2 separate regions of the Homo sapiens genome follow, and region 2 is linked to region 1. Evidence: chromatin loops called from intact Hi-C (ENCODE). Cell type or tissue: gastrocnemius medialis. All regions are shown on one strand. Links, peaks and the distances in the headings refer to the core of each region. The heading gives the core; the rest is flanking DNA.

Region 1 (8,329 bases), core at 267-8,266:
ACGGAGAAGGGCTGGTCTGCAGTCTCATGCGAGCCAGGGCAAGATTACTCCCAGCAAAGGCACCTGCTGTGGCTGTCGTGCCCTGATGGCGATGGGCCCAGCTCAGACTGAGACAGGGAGGTCTCCCACCAATAACGCCCATGGGGCACCTACCATGAACCACACCCAAGGGAAACAAATGTCCCAGGGGAGGAGTGGGCAATGGCGTAGTGGCGCTGGGACTCCCTTCTCGCTAGCACACAGGAATACACCCTGCACATCCTAGGAGCTCAGCAGGGATATACCGGGCATGGGTGGGTGGGTGGGCAGGGACCCCCTTCCTGTCTACCCAGTGGGAGGCGGAAGGAAATGGCAGCCACCAGCGATTCAGCACAGTGACATCCCAGAAAGTGGTACAAGGGCCTCTGCAGACACCAGGAGAAACAGTATCCCGGAGTAGGGGACATCCAGTCTGTACCCTGGAGGATGAGTACAGATTTACTGAGCAGGGGACACTGGGATAGAGAGGTACGGCTGTCTAGAGAGAGAGGCCACAGGGAAATGGAAGCCTGTTCAATTTTGTAACAACTTTTCAGTGGCTCTCTCGGGGTTGCGAGGCATCCTGTGACCACATCTGCAAATAAAGACGGCAGAGTCTCTTCCCACACCCTTTGAATATTTCTTATCTCACGACAGAATACTACTCAGCCCTAAAAAGGAACGAGTTAATGACATTCACAACAACCTGCATGGGAGTGAAGACTATTATTCTAAGTGAAGTAACTCAGGAATGGAAAACCAAACATTGTATGTTCTCACTCGTAAGTGGGAGCTAAGCGATGAAAATGCAAAGGACTCTGGGGACTTGCGGGGAAAGGGTGGGAGGGGGGTGAGGGAAAAAAGACTATATATTGGGTGCAGTGTATACTGCTTAGGTGATGGGTGCACCTAAATCTCACAAATCACCACTCAAGAACTTACTCATGTTCTTGAGTAATATATAATATATATATATTAATATATTATATATATATAACACATACATTAATGTGTAGTTATATATAAAATACATTATATATATACATTTATTAATGAAATATCCAACTATATCCCTATTTTATTAAGATTTTTAAAATAAAAGATGGGCATTTCTTTGTTTTTTGTTTTTTTGTTTGTTTGTTTTTGATACGGAGTCTTGGTCTGTTGCCCAAGCTGGAGTGCACTGGTGCAATCTCAGCTCACTGCAACCTCTGCCTTCGGGGTTCAAGTGATTCTTGAGAATGCCCCAGCCTCCCTAGTAGCTGGAATTACAGGTGTGCACCACCACGCCTGGCTAATTTTTGTATTTTTAGTAGAGACGGGGTTTCACCATGTTGGTCAGGCTGATCTCGAACTCTTGACCTCAGGTGATCTGCCTGCCTTGGCCTCCCAAGGTGTTAGGATCACAGGTGTGAGCCACCGTGCCCAGCCTCTTTAGTCCTGTTCTGTTTCTTGGAAGCACCATGCTTGTCCCACCTACAGGCCTGGGTCTCAGCCCTCCTGGCCCTCCTCTGAGAGGCCTCTCCACAGCCACACTCTCCATTGTCCATTCATTTTGTTTCTGTTGCATTTATTCCCGTCTCAAAGTCTCTTGTTCATATATTGATTACTTGCTTATCCACTGCCATAGTTCCAGGGAACACAGCAGGTACTCACAAAATACTGGTTGACCAAATATGCAAATTTATTTATTTATTTATTTATTTATTTTTGAGACGGAGTCTCGCTCTGTCACCCAGGCTGGAGGGCAGTGGGGCGATCTCGGTTCACTGTAACCTCCGCCTCCTCAGCCTCCCGAGTAGCTGGGAGTACAGGCATGCGCCACCATGCCCGGCTAATTTTTCTATTTTTTTAGTAGAGATCAGGTTTCATCATGTTGGCCAGGCTGGTCTCGAACTCCTGATCTCCAGTGATCCACCTGCCTTGGCCTCCCAAAGTGCTGGGATGACAGATATGAGCCACCGCACCGGCCCAAATATGCAAATTAATGACACCTGTGATACCTGAGGTCCCCTGTCTTCTTGACAGACAGCCATTCACTGGCTAGTATTCTAAAGGGCAGAAAGGGTAGAATTCTTTTGGCAAATTGTAAATACAACTTTTAAGGAAAGAGCCTACAAGATGTTATTGCAGAAGGAAAATGATTCGCTTTTCAGAGCCTCTGAAAAACAAGGCAATAATAGTCTTGGGGGAGAAGTATTGAAAGACCCAGAATTAGGCTTCTTTTTGTCCAATGGACCGTGAGGTCCTGGAGTGCAGAACCAGGTGGCCCAGCTCACCACTCATCACTCATCCCCGTGCCCAACACGGATCTGTGAACCAGGTCAGGACTGAAGACACGGAGGCTGATGGGGAAGGGGAGGAGGGGAGGAGAGAGTGTTTTTCGGGGAAAGGTTTTCTTGGCAGCCCTCATCTGTATGACTTGCCCTATCTTTCGTTTTCCACCCAAGGTTAAACCACTTCTGCTTTGGCAGAAGTAGAGGGGAGGATGAAGCCATCTTGCATCTGCCAAGCCCCGGATCAAATGTGTCACACTCCACGGTGGCCCCACCCCTCCCCAATCAAAGGCCTGGAAAGAGAGTCGGTCCAGTCTGTGGAGCTTTATCCCTACAGATAACCTTCTGGAAATAGCGGTTTTCATTTTTGCTGGAAGTAACACTGTGCCGAGAGACAGTTAAACGGCCAGGATGTCACCTCTGTCTGCTCAGAAATTAACCAGAATTTGTTCTCTGTAGATTACCATTATACTAATTTAAATGATACAAAAGTAATGATTAAAAACAAGTTTAGGCCAGGCGCAGTGGCTCACTCATGTAATCCCAAGCACTTTGGGAAGCTAAGGTGGGTGGATCACTTGAGTTCAGGAGTTTGAGACCAGCCTGGCCAACATGGTGAAACCCCATCTCTACTAAAAATACAAAAATTAGCTAGGTGTGGTGGCGTGCGCCTGTAATCCCAGCTACTAAGGAGGCTGGGGTGGCAGAATTGCTTGAACCTGGGAGGTGGAAGTTACAGTGAGCCGAGATCACGCCACTGTACTCCAGCCTGGGCAACAGAGTGAGAGTCTGTTTAAAAAAAAGAAAGAAAGAAAGAAAAAACAAACCAACGAACATAAGAACGAGTTTGGTTAAGCCTCATCTTTTCAATCCCAAACGGGAAGAAAATTTCCCTTCCTGCCCCACAAGTTGACGTGTTCATGGGAAACGATTTCAATAAAATCTTCCTTTAGCCAGTCCGAGTATAGCTGATGAACCGAACGAAATGACCTTCTACGGCACGTGCGGGGTCAACTTTCTACCTGTGCCAAACCAATAGCACAGCTCTGGCCGGCTGGGTGCTCACCAGAGCGTGTGACCCCAGCGTGATCGGGAACAGCCTGTGACTGTCACTCGGGCTTCAGTCATCTCCAGGCAGGGAACATGGGACAGCTGCGGCCCAGGGAATGAGGCTCTGATATTGCATAATTCATTCGGCTTCTGCTCCTGAGACCGCACAGTGCCTCCAGGGATGAGCATCTGGGTTCATCGGCGGCTGCTTCCTGCATCTCTCTAGAGTTCTAACAGCCCTGCTCTACCCAAAGAAGTGGAGAGCAGGCTGGGTGTGCAGGTTCCTTTGTTCTTTAAAATCAAGTGAAATTAGGAAAATTGTGGTCTACAGAAAAGAGTGTGGCTGGTGGAAAATGGGTTGGAATTCTTCTCCACTGCATTTTTATTTTGTAAAAATTTTTATTTATTTATTTTTGAGATGGAGTCTTGCTCTACTGCCCAGGCTGGAGTGCAATGGCACGATCTCGACTCACCGCAACCTCTGCCTCCCAGGTTCAAGCAATTCTCCTCCCTCAGTCTCATGAGTAGCTGGGATTACAGGAGCCTGCCACCATGCCCAGCTAATTTTTGTATTTTTAGTAGAGGCAGGGTTTCACCATGTTGGTCAGGCTGGTCTTGAACTCCTGACCTCAGATGATCCACCCACCTCGGCCTCCCAAAGTGTTGGGATTACAGGCGTGAGCCACCGCGCCCGGCCCTCCCATTGTCTTTTAGTTGTTTGACCTTGGACAGACTTCTGAGCTGGACAGTCACCTATACAGGAGGAGCCATGAAATTCAAAGAAATTAGCATGAGGATAAAACAAGAACACAAAAAGAAAGGAAAAGATTTTGTAAACCACCAAGCTCCATGCCTGGATTCATTATGATTGTGTATCAAAGTCAGGACCTTTCTCTTCTGGTGAGCGCTCACTTCCAGTACCTGACACCATCGCGAGATCATCACAATCACCCACAAAGGGGCTTTTGGCCAAAAACTTCTAGCCTGAATCTGATCAAGCCTCTAGATTCAACCACAAATTTTCAGGAAAGCATGAGGACAGAGGAGCATGATAAACTATTTCTGGGGAGGCAATCAGTAAAATCTCAGCAGTGGGGTGGAGAATCTTTTCTGGACAAATGACCCCATTTCTAGCACAAATACATTGCAAGGAAAAGAAAAAGTGACGAAGAGGGAATCTATACAATGACCAAGACTTAAAGATACACCAGCCAACTGCAACGTGTGGATCTTACTTGAATCGAGATTCAAATTTTTTTTTTTTTTTTTTTTTTTAAGACGGAGTCTTGCTCTGTCGCCCAGGTTGGAGTGCAGTGGTGCGATCTCGGCTCACTGCAACCTCCGCCTCTCCGTTCAGGTGATTCCACTGCCTCAGCCTCCTGAGTAGCTGGGACTACAGGTGTGTGCCACCACACCCAGCTAATTTTTGTGTTTTTAGTAGAGACGAGGTTTTGCCATGTTAGCCAGGCTGTTTTCAAGCTCCTGACCTCAAGTTATCCACCCACCTCGGCCTCCCAAAGTGCTGGGATTACAGACGTGAGCCATTGCGCCCAGCCTAAATTAAAATAATTTTAGAAAATAAAACCATTATGAAGTTTGGGGGCAACTAGAAATTTCAAAACTGGCTAGATTTACCTGATCATATTAAAAAATTATTATGATTATTATTTTTACTGTTTTTTTTTTTTTTTGAGACAGGGTCTTGCTTTGTCACCCAGGCTGGAGCGTAGTGGTGTGATCATAGCTCACTGCAGCCTCAACCTCCCGGGCTCAAGCAATCCTCCCACCTCAGCCTCCTGAGTTGCTGGGACTGCAGGTGAAAAATTATTTTTGAATGTGCTAATTGCGCTGTGACTATATTAAAAAGAAAGTCCTTATTGTGAGGATATGTGTGTTAAAATGTTTAGAAAGGAAATGAAAGGATTCTGGGAGTAGCTTCAAGTCAAAACAGGAGTGGGGACAGGTGAGACGGGATGGGCCATGAACGGGAGATGCTGACACCAGGTCACGCGTACGTCGGAAATTTAACATATGAAACATAAACAAAAAACCCAATAAGACAACAAAAAAAGTGAAGAGCATCACAGTAGTCAGGTATCCCTCCATCGTCACTCATTAATTGTAAAGCGTGCACTGATGCTGACTGCTACTATTCCATTTGCAATGAAACAAGGTGATAAGCAAGACATAAAAATACTCAAGAAGAAGGAGAATCTAAAGGACGCTGCATGGCTGTGGCTGCAGCTGTGGAAAAGAATATGGATTAGAAGTGGCCGTCCTGGCTGGGCGCAGTGGCTCACGCCTGTAATCCCAGCACTTTGGGAGGCTGAGGTGGGTGGATTGCCTGAGGTCAGGAGTTCGAGACCAGCCTGGCCAACATGGTAAAGGCTCGTCTCTACTAAAAATACAAAATTGGCCGGGTGGGGTGGTGCATGCCTGTAATTCCAGCTACTCGGGAGGCTGAGACAGGAGGATGGCTTGAACCCAGGAGGTGGAGGCTACAGTGAGCTGAGATCGCACCACGGCACTCCAGTCTTGGTGAGACAGATTGAGACTCCGTCTCAAACAAAACAAAACAAAAAAACAAAAGAAGAAGTGGCCGTCCTGTGCGGTCCACCTGATGCCAGACTCTGCTAACTTTAGTCAAGACAGTTACCTTCCCGGAATCCCGTTTACCCACTTGCCAAGGGGAAAAAAATGTATACAAAGAGCACATCTCTATAAGAAGAATGTGACTTTAAAAAATAATATACCATATATATGTTTTTCTTTGACACAGAAAATGATTGGGCCAGGCGCAGTGACTCACACCTGTAATCCCAGCACTTTGGGAGGCCAAGGTGGGAGGATCGCTTGAGCCCAGGAATTCGAGACCAGCCTGGGCAACATGGTGAAGCTCCGTCTCTACAAAACATTAATACAAAAATTAGCTGGGTATGGTGGTATGCACTTGTGGTCCCAGCTACTTTGGAGACTGATGTGGGTGGATCGTTTGAGCCCAGGAGTTGGAGGCTGCAGTGAGCTATGATCGCGCCTCTGTGCTCCAGCTTGGGTGACAGAGCAAGACTCTGTCTCATAAAAAAGAAAAAGATTGTTAGCCAAGAACAGAGAATGGGAAGAAAATGAATTCTGGAAGGGAACCCCCCAAGTACCATCTGACCCAGGAAGGGAACTGTCATGGTGAGAGGCCTACACTTAGGTGATGGAGGAAACTGAGGCACAAGTTCCTGCTGTTGACATCGTGGGCCGGCAGCCTGCCATCCATTGAGCCCCCTGGCCATGGGACAGTTACAAAGACGCAGGCAACATGGCTCCTGCACTCCGGGGACTTGCCCCAACTGTGCCAGGAATCACGGGTAGACAACAACCTGGCAGGAAATGGGGACCGGTTGTTACTTCTTTACTTTCAGATTTGTTTTTATTATTATTATTATTTTTTAATAGATGGGTCTTGCTCTGTTGCCCAGGCTGGAGTGCAGTGGTTTGACCATGGCTCACTGCAGCCTTGAACTCATGGGCTCAAGAGATCCTCCTGCCTCGGCCTCCCAAGTAGCTGGGACTACAAGTGTGCATCACCTCTCCCGGCTAATTTTTAAATTTTTTGCAGAAACAAGGTCTCACTATGTTGGCCAGGCTGGTCTTGAACTCCTGTCTTCAAGTGATCCTCCTGTCTCGATCCCCTGAATACCTGGGACTACAGGTGTGCACCATTACACATGGCTAATTTATTTTTTGTAGAGACAGGGTCTTGCTCTGTTGCCCAGGCTGGAGTGCAGTGGTACTATCATGGCTCACTGCAGCCTCAAATTCCTGGGCTCAAGTGATCCTCCTGCCTCAGCCTCCCAACTAGCTGGGCTTACAGGTGTGAACTACCACACCTGGCCCTAGTTTCAGACTTTTAAAGGCTGTTTAGGAAGGGATGCTGTTCTGTCATCTATACCCATTGTTTTTAACAGTCTCCTTCATGTTTTAGTGTGAAACTTCGCCAGCAAACCTTCCTACAGGTGGGAGTACTGCTTGCCCAGTTTCTGCATTCTCTCTTTCAGAACCACCTTTCAGGTTCTGTTTGCCATTCCTGGTTTACTTCACCTGTGAGCATCCCGCCTGTACCTCCAACAGACGCTGCCCAAGAATGCGCCAAATCATATTTTGGACAAGACGCGGGCTTCTCTCTCTCATCTGCCTCCTGCGCTGCACAAAAGACACACCACAGGGGAGCAGTGCAGACCTACAGAGGAAGACTGCTAGGATTTCACAAGTGGGGAAACTGAGGTGCAGGGCGGCGCAGTGGTGCATGGGCTCAAGGGCATGGTAGGCAACCTGTCTCTACTAAAAGCCTGGCCTTTACTCCCAAGTACAAGGGTTTCTAATGACTTTCTCCCCTAAGTACTGTGTGGTAGGAAGTGTTAAGGAAAGGTTGGGACCAGGCATGGTGGCTCACGCCTGTAATCCCAGCACTCTGAGAGGCTGAGGCGGGTGGATCACTTGAGGTCAGGAGTTCAAGACCAGCCTGACCAACATGGAGAAACCCCGTCTCTACTAAAAATACAAAAAAAAAAAAAAAAAAAAAAATTAGCTGAGAGTGGTGGTGTGCACCTGTAATCCCAGCTACTCGGGAGGCTAAGGTGGGAGAATTGCTTGAACCCGGGAGGCACAGGTTGAAGTGAGCCAAGATTGTGCCACTGCACTACAGCCTGGGCAACAGAGTGAGAGCCTGTCTCAAAAACCAAAACAAAGCTTTGGTGGCAGAGGCAGAGAAGCTAAAACTAAGAATAAAAAAAATTTCTGATTGCATACTAGTTATCGCTCTCAGCTTCCTCTCCTTCCCCATCCCCAAGCCCAATCCCACTTCCTGGGCCCACCTCCCTGGCTCAGGTCCCAAATCCTGGCATCTTCTGACCAACCCAAGCTCCTTCAACCTTCTTCCACCTGGTTTTTCCCCAGTAAAGTCAATGCTTGGCTCACCTGTGGCTTCAGAGTTCTAT
Region 2 (8,329 bases), core at 297-8,296, 190 kb after region 1:
GTTAAGCAGTATTCCCATGATCACGCTGCCCAGGGACACACAGATGGAATCTCTCTCCCGGTGAGTGGCTCCCAAATCTATATCCAGGTGAATGCTACTCTCCTCATGGCCAGCCTGTCTCCTGGGCAGCTCTGCTTGGAGACTCCACTAGTATCTTACACTCTCCAAATGCCAATTTCATTCCTCCCCAAACTAGTCCTTTTTGGAATCTCATGGAGGGCACCACCCACCACAGCCCAAGCCAGAAGGCTAACTGCTCCCTCTCCTGCATCTCAACCTTCACCTTCTGCATCCAGCCATTCCCGGGGCTCCCTCTCCACAACACCAGGAGGCCTCGGTGAAGCTCACCTTCTAATCACAGGGCACTGGCACTGGAACTGGCAAAGCAGAAACATTTAATACACATTTGCTGAGAGGGAGGAAGCTCTTAAGACTCCACACACTCAGCTCTGTTAGGACAGCACACTGCCCTTCTGTGGAATCAAAGTTGTGACCAATGCACAGTAGGAAATAAACAATCTTTCATCTCACTGAATTATCTTTGCATGACCAGGCTCTTAAAGCTTATGATTAAAAAAGGTATATTAAGGCCTCTTTGAGAATTTGCTTTTTTGAGACGGGGTCTTGCTCTGTTGTCCAGGCTGGAGTGCAGTGGTGCCATCTCTGCTCACTGCAGCCTCAACCTCCCAGGCTCAATAGATTCTCCCACCTCAGCCTCCGAAGTAGCTGTATCTGGGATCACAAGTGTGTGCCACCATGCCCAGCTAATTTTTTCTTTTTGGGCAGAGATGGGGTCTTGTCATATTGCCCAGGCTGGTCTCAGACTCCTGAGCTCAAGTGATCCTCCCACCTCGGCCTCCTCAAGTGCTGGGCTTACAGGCGTGAGCCACTGCAACTGGCCCTCATTGAGAATTTTATCTGAAGCCAGGACTTCCATAGCATTCCTTGGTAAGAATAAGAATCTCACAATTAATCAGTCATCCGATTAATTGCCAATCCTCCTTTACACGTGAATCTCATTAGAGAAACCTGAAGCGGGCAAGACAAACACAACGAACCTTGCTGCAAAAGCTAAAACGACAGATTCCGGAGACATTTCGGAATGGTGGAATTGAAAGAAACATCAGGGCAAACACAGTTGGTCACTGGGTCGAGGATGAAAAAAGCACCGAACGGAGGCCGCCCCAACCAACCAGGCGCCGGAAAAAGCTCTCTCAATTTCATTTCATGGGACCGTGCGATTCTTACGCAACCGTGCCAATGTGAGGCATCTCGATGGCATTAAAGTCTTGTTAAAACAGCAAACCTGTTCTTTTCAAGAGAACAATGGTATTCTAAAAAGCCTTGCAAAATTAATCGAGTTATTACCCTATAAAGAGTCAAACATGTAACTATGTTTAAAAGGGTCCACAGGTTGTACCATGTCCAAACAGAGAATATGTACGCGGTGAAATCCTCCGCAGAACACCTTCCCATTAATTAGGCAGTGGAAACAGCAGCCTCCCCAAATCGAGCAGGAACAAACAGGAAAGAAAAGAATATACTTCTTGTGAGAGAGAGGGGAAAAAAAATACACGCAAACAAAGAAATTAAAGGCAATGCACTCCACCCTCGATAGAATCAGTTTCAACAGAAATAATGAGAGATCTTACGTGGGCTGCCATGATTTCTTCACGTTGCTCTAAAAGCGGAAGGCGGCTTTCCTGGTTGGCACCCGAAGAGGCAGAACACTGAGGACTCAGAGCCCAAAGAGAACCACCGCCTGCCTTAGGAGGGGAGTGCAGCCTGGTTTGCCATATAATGACGAGAAAAGCAAATCAGCTGGGAGGAAAGAAGGCAATTCTTCTTATCTGGGATAGGAGGGAGAGAAATAGGAAAACTTCCCAGGTGGTGAGTTAAGAAAAAAGGGGAGAGGAGTATTGGCAACTTGGGAATGAGGATGCCAGGTGAATACCCTTGTCTTAGCCACGCTCTCTTGCACACACACACACACACACACACACACACACACACACTGCACACACATAGAGCTAGGTAAGGAAAACATTCTGGGGGAAAAGTCTGTTTTTCCTGAATCTATAGGCACCATCCAATCATCCAGGCTGGGCGTGGTTGCTCACACCTGTAATCCTTTGGGAGGCCGAAGTGGGCGGATCACTTAAGCCCAGGAATTTGAGACCAGCTTAGGCAACACTGCCAGACCGTGTCTCTATAAAAAATTTAAAAATTAGCCAGACATGGTGGCTGGCATGAGCCTGTAGTCCTAGCTACTTAGGAGGGCTGAGGTGGGAGGATTGCTTAAGCCAGGGAGGTCGAGGCTGCAGTGAGCCACGACTGTACCACTGGAGTCCAGCTTGGGCGACAGGGCAATACTGTCTCTTAAAAAAAAAAAAAAAAAAAAAAAAAAAAGGGCATCATCTCCTTATGACAGAAAAGGAATTCTCTCTGTGTTTTCATGCTTCTGTGAAAACTTCAGGACTGGCCAGTGGCTCATGCCTGTAATCCCAGCACTTTGGGAGGCTGAAGTGGGCAGACTGCTTAAGCCCAGGAGTTTGAGACCAGCCTGGCCAACATGGTGAAACCCCGTCTCTACTGAAAATACAAAATTAGCCAGGCATGGTGGTGCGCACCTGTAATCTCAGCTACTTGAGGGGCCGAGGAAGAAGAATCACTTGAACCTGGGAGGTGGAGGGTGCAGTGAGCTGAGACTGTGTCACTGCACTCAAGTCTGAGCAACAGAGTGAGACTCCGCCTCAAAAAAAAAAAAAAAAAAAGAAAAGAAAATCTCAGGACCACCCTAGAGTCCTTTTGGGTTACTCCTCCCACTGAACCAAGTTCCATCTCCTAAATATTCTCACATCTTGCTGCTGCTGCTGCTGCTGCAGCTTCAGGCCGGGCCCACATCCTGGCTCCCAAGTAGGGCCCAGTTCCCACGACAGCCCCACTACGTCTCTCCTGAGCCCCAGGGTTCAGCACAGATGACATGACTTACACAGCACACACCAGATGTCAACGCTGTCATTTCTGTTACCTGTGTGCCCCTTCCCACCTTTGGGTTGGAGGTTCTAGAAGGAGGGGGGCTATTTTTACCCACCTAGCACTCTGCACACTTCACACGGAGTCTGGCACATGGCACGGTGGCAATATTTCCACTAATAACAGCAAGTATTCCAGAAACATGTTCCAGCAAAGGGCTCGCATACTTTTGTCTCATTTAATCACTTTAGCAGCTCCATGAGATGGGTACCAGAGATCCCCCATTACACGGGTAGGGACAAGGAAACTCAGATGACTGAATTACTTGCCCAGGGACTGCAGTGAGTAAACGGCAGCTGGGGTTCTGATCTGTGGGACTTCCAAACTCTCACACTTAACCACTGTTTCCGTTTAAAGATGTCTGGTGAATAAATTAATAAGTACGAAGAGTCTTTCAAAAAGACTCTATTTTGCAGACTTGGACATTTTCTTATTGTTTTCAAATTAAAAAGTAACATTCTCTTGTTTTTTTTAAATTATTTTATTTTTTAAGAGATGGAATCTCACTCTGTTGCCCAGGCTGGAGTGCAGTGGCGTGATCTCAGCTCACTGCAACCTCCACCTCCCAGGTTCAAATGATTCTCCTGCCTCAGCCTCCCTACTAGCTAGGACTACAGGCGCCTGCCACCACACCTGGCTATAATTTTTATTGTATTTTTAGTAGAGACGGTGTTTCACCAAGTTGGCCAGGCTGGTCTCGAACTCCTGACCTCAGGTGATCTGCCTGCCTCAGCCTCCCAAAGTGCTGGGATTACAGGCGTGAGCCACCGTTCCCTGCCTAAAAAAAAGTAACATTCTCTATGGAGAAAATCTGCAAAACACAGAAAAGCATAACAAAGAAAAAAGCCAATCTCACACCAACCAAAAATAATCCCTGCTAAGACTTAGAAAAAGGCCTGGAAGAATCCAGTGTCCTCATGTTCACCAGCCCTTGTGTGATGTGCAGGTATTTGCATCTATTGTGCTGTATGTCTATATATTCATCTTGTCTTTATATTTTTGAACATTTTTCTTTCATTAAACTAGGGTGATACAGCATCTTTAATTCTTACTTTAGGTGATATCATGATCTTTTCTGTGTTAGTAAATATTCTTGGGAAACAATATCAGTTACATAATAATTTGAATGAATGATTTTTAGCATCATTTAGCCGTTCCTCTATATTGGACACTAGCCTTGTTCCCTCCCACCTGTTTTTAGTATATCAATAACACTATAATTAACATTATTGTTCATAAAGCTTTGGCCACATTTCTTTTTTTCTGTTTGAGACAGGGTCTCACTGTGTCACCTAGGCTGGAATGCAGTGGTGTGATCACAGCCCACCACAACCTCGACCTCCCTGGCTCAAGCGATCCTCCCGCCTTGGCCTCCCAGATAGCTGGGACTACTGGTGCACACCACCATGCCCAGCAAACAATTTGTATTTTGTGTAGAGACAGGGTCTCGCTATGTTGCTCTGGCTGGTCTCAAACTCCCGCACTCAACCCGCACTGCCCGCTTCGGCCTCCCAAAGTGCTGGGATTATAGGCGTGAGCCACTGTGCCCAGGCGGCTTTAACTGTATTTCTAATTTTTTTCCTTGGGATAGATTTTCAAAAGTGGGATTGCTGGGTCAAAGGAATACAAAATTCTCAAGGTAACTGTTTTCAAAACAGTCTGAACAGACATTCCTATTATACCAGTTTACCCCTGAAGAAGTTTTCTGAAGGAAACGTTGACTCCATAATCCATCTGATTTTTTTTTTTAAACTGACCTGCTTCACCATCAAGTCATGAACTACATATCCTTTTATGAGTCAGATTACAATTTGGTGTATCTGGTGTCACATGCTAATAAGTTAGCTGGTGATAAATATAACCCATCTATCTCTGCAAAAGGCCGATCTCGGCACAGAAATGGAAATGATCTCAGCTTGGCATCCGGAGAGGCCGCTGTTTAACTGAGGCACTGCGATTCTCATTTCAAATGAGGGCGCGTGCATTTCATCCCTACCACTGTAAGATGCGGAGAGCCGGCCACGCTGAATGTTTTGTCCCCCAAAGCTGCCTCCTTTTTTTTTTTTTTTTTTTTTTTTTGAGACGTGGGCTCACTGCAAGCTCCACCTCCCGGGTTCACGCCATTCTCCTGCCTCAGCCTCCCGAGTAGCTGGGACTACAGGCATGTGCCACCTCACCCGGCTAATTTTTTGTATTTTTAGTAGAGACGGGGTTTCACCGTGTTAGCCAGGATGGTCTCATCCCCTGACCTCGTGATCCGCCCACCTTGGCCTCCCAAAGTGCTAGGATTACAGGCGTGAGCCACAGGGCCCAGCCTTTTTTTTTTAACCTTAGAAACAGGGCTTTGCAAGTATTCGATTGCTCAAGGGTAGAGAACAAAAGTTGTGACTCTTAGCCCTGTCCTCTATCTCCCTTAGAAAGGTGGCTACAAATCCCTAGGTCCAACCATTGGTGCCAATGTTCTCTTCAAGTTCCCTTTTCTGATTTCCCGTTAGTGGAGAGGGTCAGTGTAGAAGATCTTTAGCCCCGTAGCACCATCCTTGGGCCCAGTGACACAGCCAGCCAGAAAGACACAGTCTGGGACTTCTGAACTGGCTCAGGAAGGGTGCAAATTAGGAGAGGGGCCCCAGCTGTGCGTTCCCTGGGACACATGAGACTGCAGAAGTGGGGAAGTGGGTAGGTGCGGAGGTCAGGCATGCCTGCTATCAGAGCAGACAGACCTGGTGGAACTCCAGCTCGGTTACTCTCTGGCTGAATGGCTTGGGCTCAGTTCCCTCAAGTCTATAAAATGGGCATGATATTATTATGCCTCCTCATCAGGGAGATGTAAAGACTGAATGAGAGAATAAATGGGTAGAACTCAGCACAGTGAATACAAGCAGCAGGTGCTTGCTAATATCACTGAGAAGCAAGAAATGCCTTTTTCTTGATGCTCAGATCACCTGTGTCACAGCAATGGTCCAACAGGGAGAAGGGAATGGACCAGGGAGGAGGCGCAGAGCGGAACACAAATCATCCTCTCCCTTCCTTGAACCTGCATTTTTTTTTTTTTTGAGACTGAATCTGTCTCTGTCACCCACGCTGGAGTGCAGTGGCATGATCTCAGCTCACTGCAACCTCCGCCACCAGGGTTCAAGCAATTCTCCTGCCTCTCGAGTAGCTGGGATTACAGGTGTGCACCACCAGGCCCAGTTGATTTTTGCATTTTTAGTAGAGACAGGGTCTCACCATGTTGGCCAGGCTGGTCTCGAACTCCTGGCCTCAGGTGATCGCCTGCCTCGGCTTCCCAAAGTGCTGGGATTACACACATGAGCCACCATGCCTGGCCTGAACCTGTATTTCAACAGCTTCCAAATTCAAATATTTCTATGTAATGCATCCGATCCTCAGCCAGGCAAAGTGGAAGGAGATGGAGTTTGTCGTGGTTAAGCAACAGTCAGACTAGGTGTGTTCATGATGCCACCTGCGAGCAGCTGTGTGACCAGAGCAGTGATTCTGGAAGTTGGTCTAAGCCACAGCTTCCTCATCGCTACCATGGGCAATGGTGGCTGCACTGCAAATGCCAGCACACTGTAGAGAAGGGGTCTTGCTATGTTGCTCTGGCTGGTCTCAAACTCCTGCACTCAAGTGATCTGCCTGCCTCGGCCTCCCAAAGTGCTGGGATTATAGGCATGAGCCACTGTGCCCAGCCAGCTTTAACCATATTTCTACTTTTTTTCCTTGGGATTCTCCTTGGCAATACATACAGCTACAAAAGACGCTAGGCACCAAGCCACACAAATATTTACAACGAGGACGGGAATAATAGAATAATCACAGTGGCTAACATTTATTGAGCCCTTACTTTGGGTTACAATTTTATTTTGTTGAGACAGGGTCTCACTCTGTCACCCAGGCTGGAGTGCAGTGGCACCATCATAGCTCACTGCAGCCTTGAACTCCTGGGCTATCCCCCAACCTCAGCCTCCCAAGTAGCTGGGGCTACACGTGTGCACCACTGTACCTGGCTAATTTTCACATTTTGTCATAGAGATGGGCTCTTGTTATGTTGCCCAGGATGGTCATAAACTCCTGTCTCAGGCGTCTCAGACACATAAACTCGTGTCTCAGGTGATCCTCCCGTCTCAGCCTCCTGAGTAGCTGGGACTACAGGTGTGCACCACCATGCCTGGCTGACTTAAAAAAATTTTTTTTGTAGAGATGGGGGTCTTGCTGTGTTACCCAGACCAGAGGGTTACAATTTGAAAAGATACTGAATTTACTTGGTCTTCCAGAACCAAGAGCCTAAGACATACAGACATGCTGCCCATAAAGAGAATTAAAAGGCAAATGTAAAACTCCAAGCCATAATTTCAACATCACAACGTGAGAAGTGAACAAATGCTTTTTTTTTTTTTGTGGATTTCCCAGAAGAAAACCCTTAAAAGCAAAGGCTGTGCTTCCCCTTCAACCCTCCAGTCGTGAGACAAAACAGACATCGCCAGGCCCGACTGTGTCCTGGCACGGGCCTGAGGCTCTGCTGATCCAGCGCCTTATCTATATTTGGTACGTGAGGTAAAGCAAGAACATCTTATTCCTCCGCCTTTAATAAGCCAGCTTAAGACATCATTACTCACCACCAGAGTGAACTCATTTTGAAACTCTGAAGATGGAGAGGCCACTCTTCGCATTTCTTACTAAAAGAGAAGTGGCTCCTCTCCCCTGATTCCTACAACAAGAGCTGCCACAAATACCTTTAAAAAGGGGCAAGGTAAATTCGCTCACCAACTCACCGTGTAATTTCATCAACGAGAAGGCCGAACAACAACACATAGGGAAGTGTTTTTCTTCTAATAAGTACCTTTCTCCAAGAAGCCACCAATTATGAGGGCCGGGAATGTATTTAAATGCTTCTTACCGCACCAAGTGGAAGATCAGCCACTTTTTATTTATTACTTATTTGAAAGGGAGGGAGAATGAAGAGAATAAAATTTCCTTTTCCTTCTCTAACAAGATGAGTCACAATTTCCAAACATTAATCAATCAGTGAGTCACAGTTGGGGGAGAAGAGGAAATGGCTGGGAGGCCTTCCACTGCAAGCTCTTCCCAGAACCGCAGAGAATCAGGAACCCCAGCGGGCTGACTCGACTTCCCCAGTTCCCCTCACACGTGAGGAGCGGGCAGGGCGGCCAGAAGCCAGGCTTCCTGGCCTCTGAGATGCTCCGAAGGGGTCCCTCTGCTCCTTCATTTACGGAACACACACACATTTCGGAGGTGTCTATTTCATGTTGTAAACAGACGGATAAAATGTCCC

What was found. Peaks named below come from ENCODE experiments on the same cell type or tissue, not always from the same donor. Only the 100,000 strongest peaks of a DNase experiment are listed, where the experiment ranks them.
Region 2: a loop joins it to region 1, with 3 times the contacts of the local background. A loop is called at or near these places in 2 of 110 quality-filtered maps.

The regions. Positions count from the first base shown.
Region 1 is chr7:102,141,377-102,149,705 of GRCh38, reverse strand. All of the region lies in intron 8 of CUX1 (cut like homeobox 1), which reads right to left. Among named protein-coding and RNA genes, the nearest start is that of SH2B2, 140 kb to the left of the region's middle. In gastrocnemius medialis, for the core only: no CTCF peak of the experiment used is centred there; DNase peaks (open chromatin) are centred at 2,545 and 3,385; H3K4me3 peaks cover 361 bases; H3K27ac peaks cover 3,545 bases.
Region 2 is chr7:101,952,925-101,961,253 of GRCh38, reverse strand. All of the region lies in intron 2 of CUX1 (cut like homeobox 1), which reads right to left. Among named protein-coding and RNA genes, the nearest start is that of CUX1, 140 kb to the right of the region's middle. RefSeq lists enhancers at 7,931-8,225, 7,884-8,329, 7,566-8,329. In gastrocnemius medialis, for the core only: CTCF peaks have their summits at 7,436 and 7,638; DNase peaks (open chromatin) are centred at 4,973 and 7,533; H3K27ac peaks cover 8,000 bases.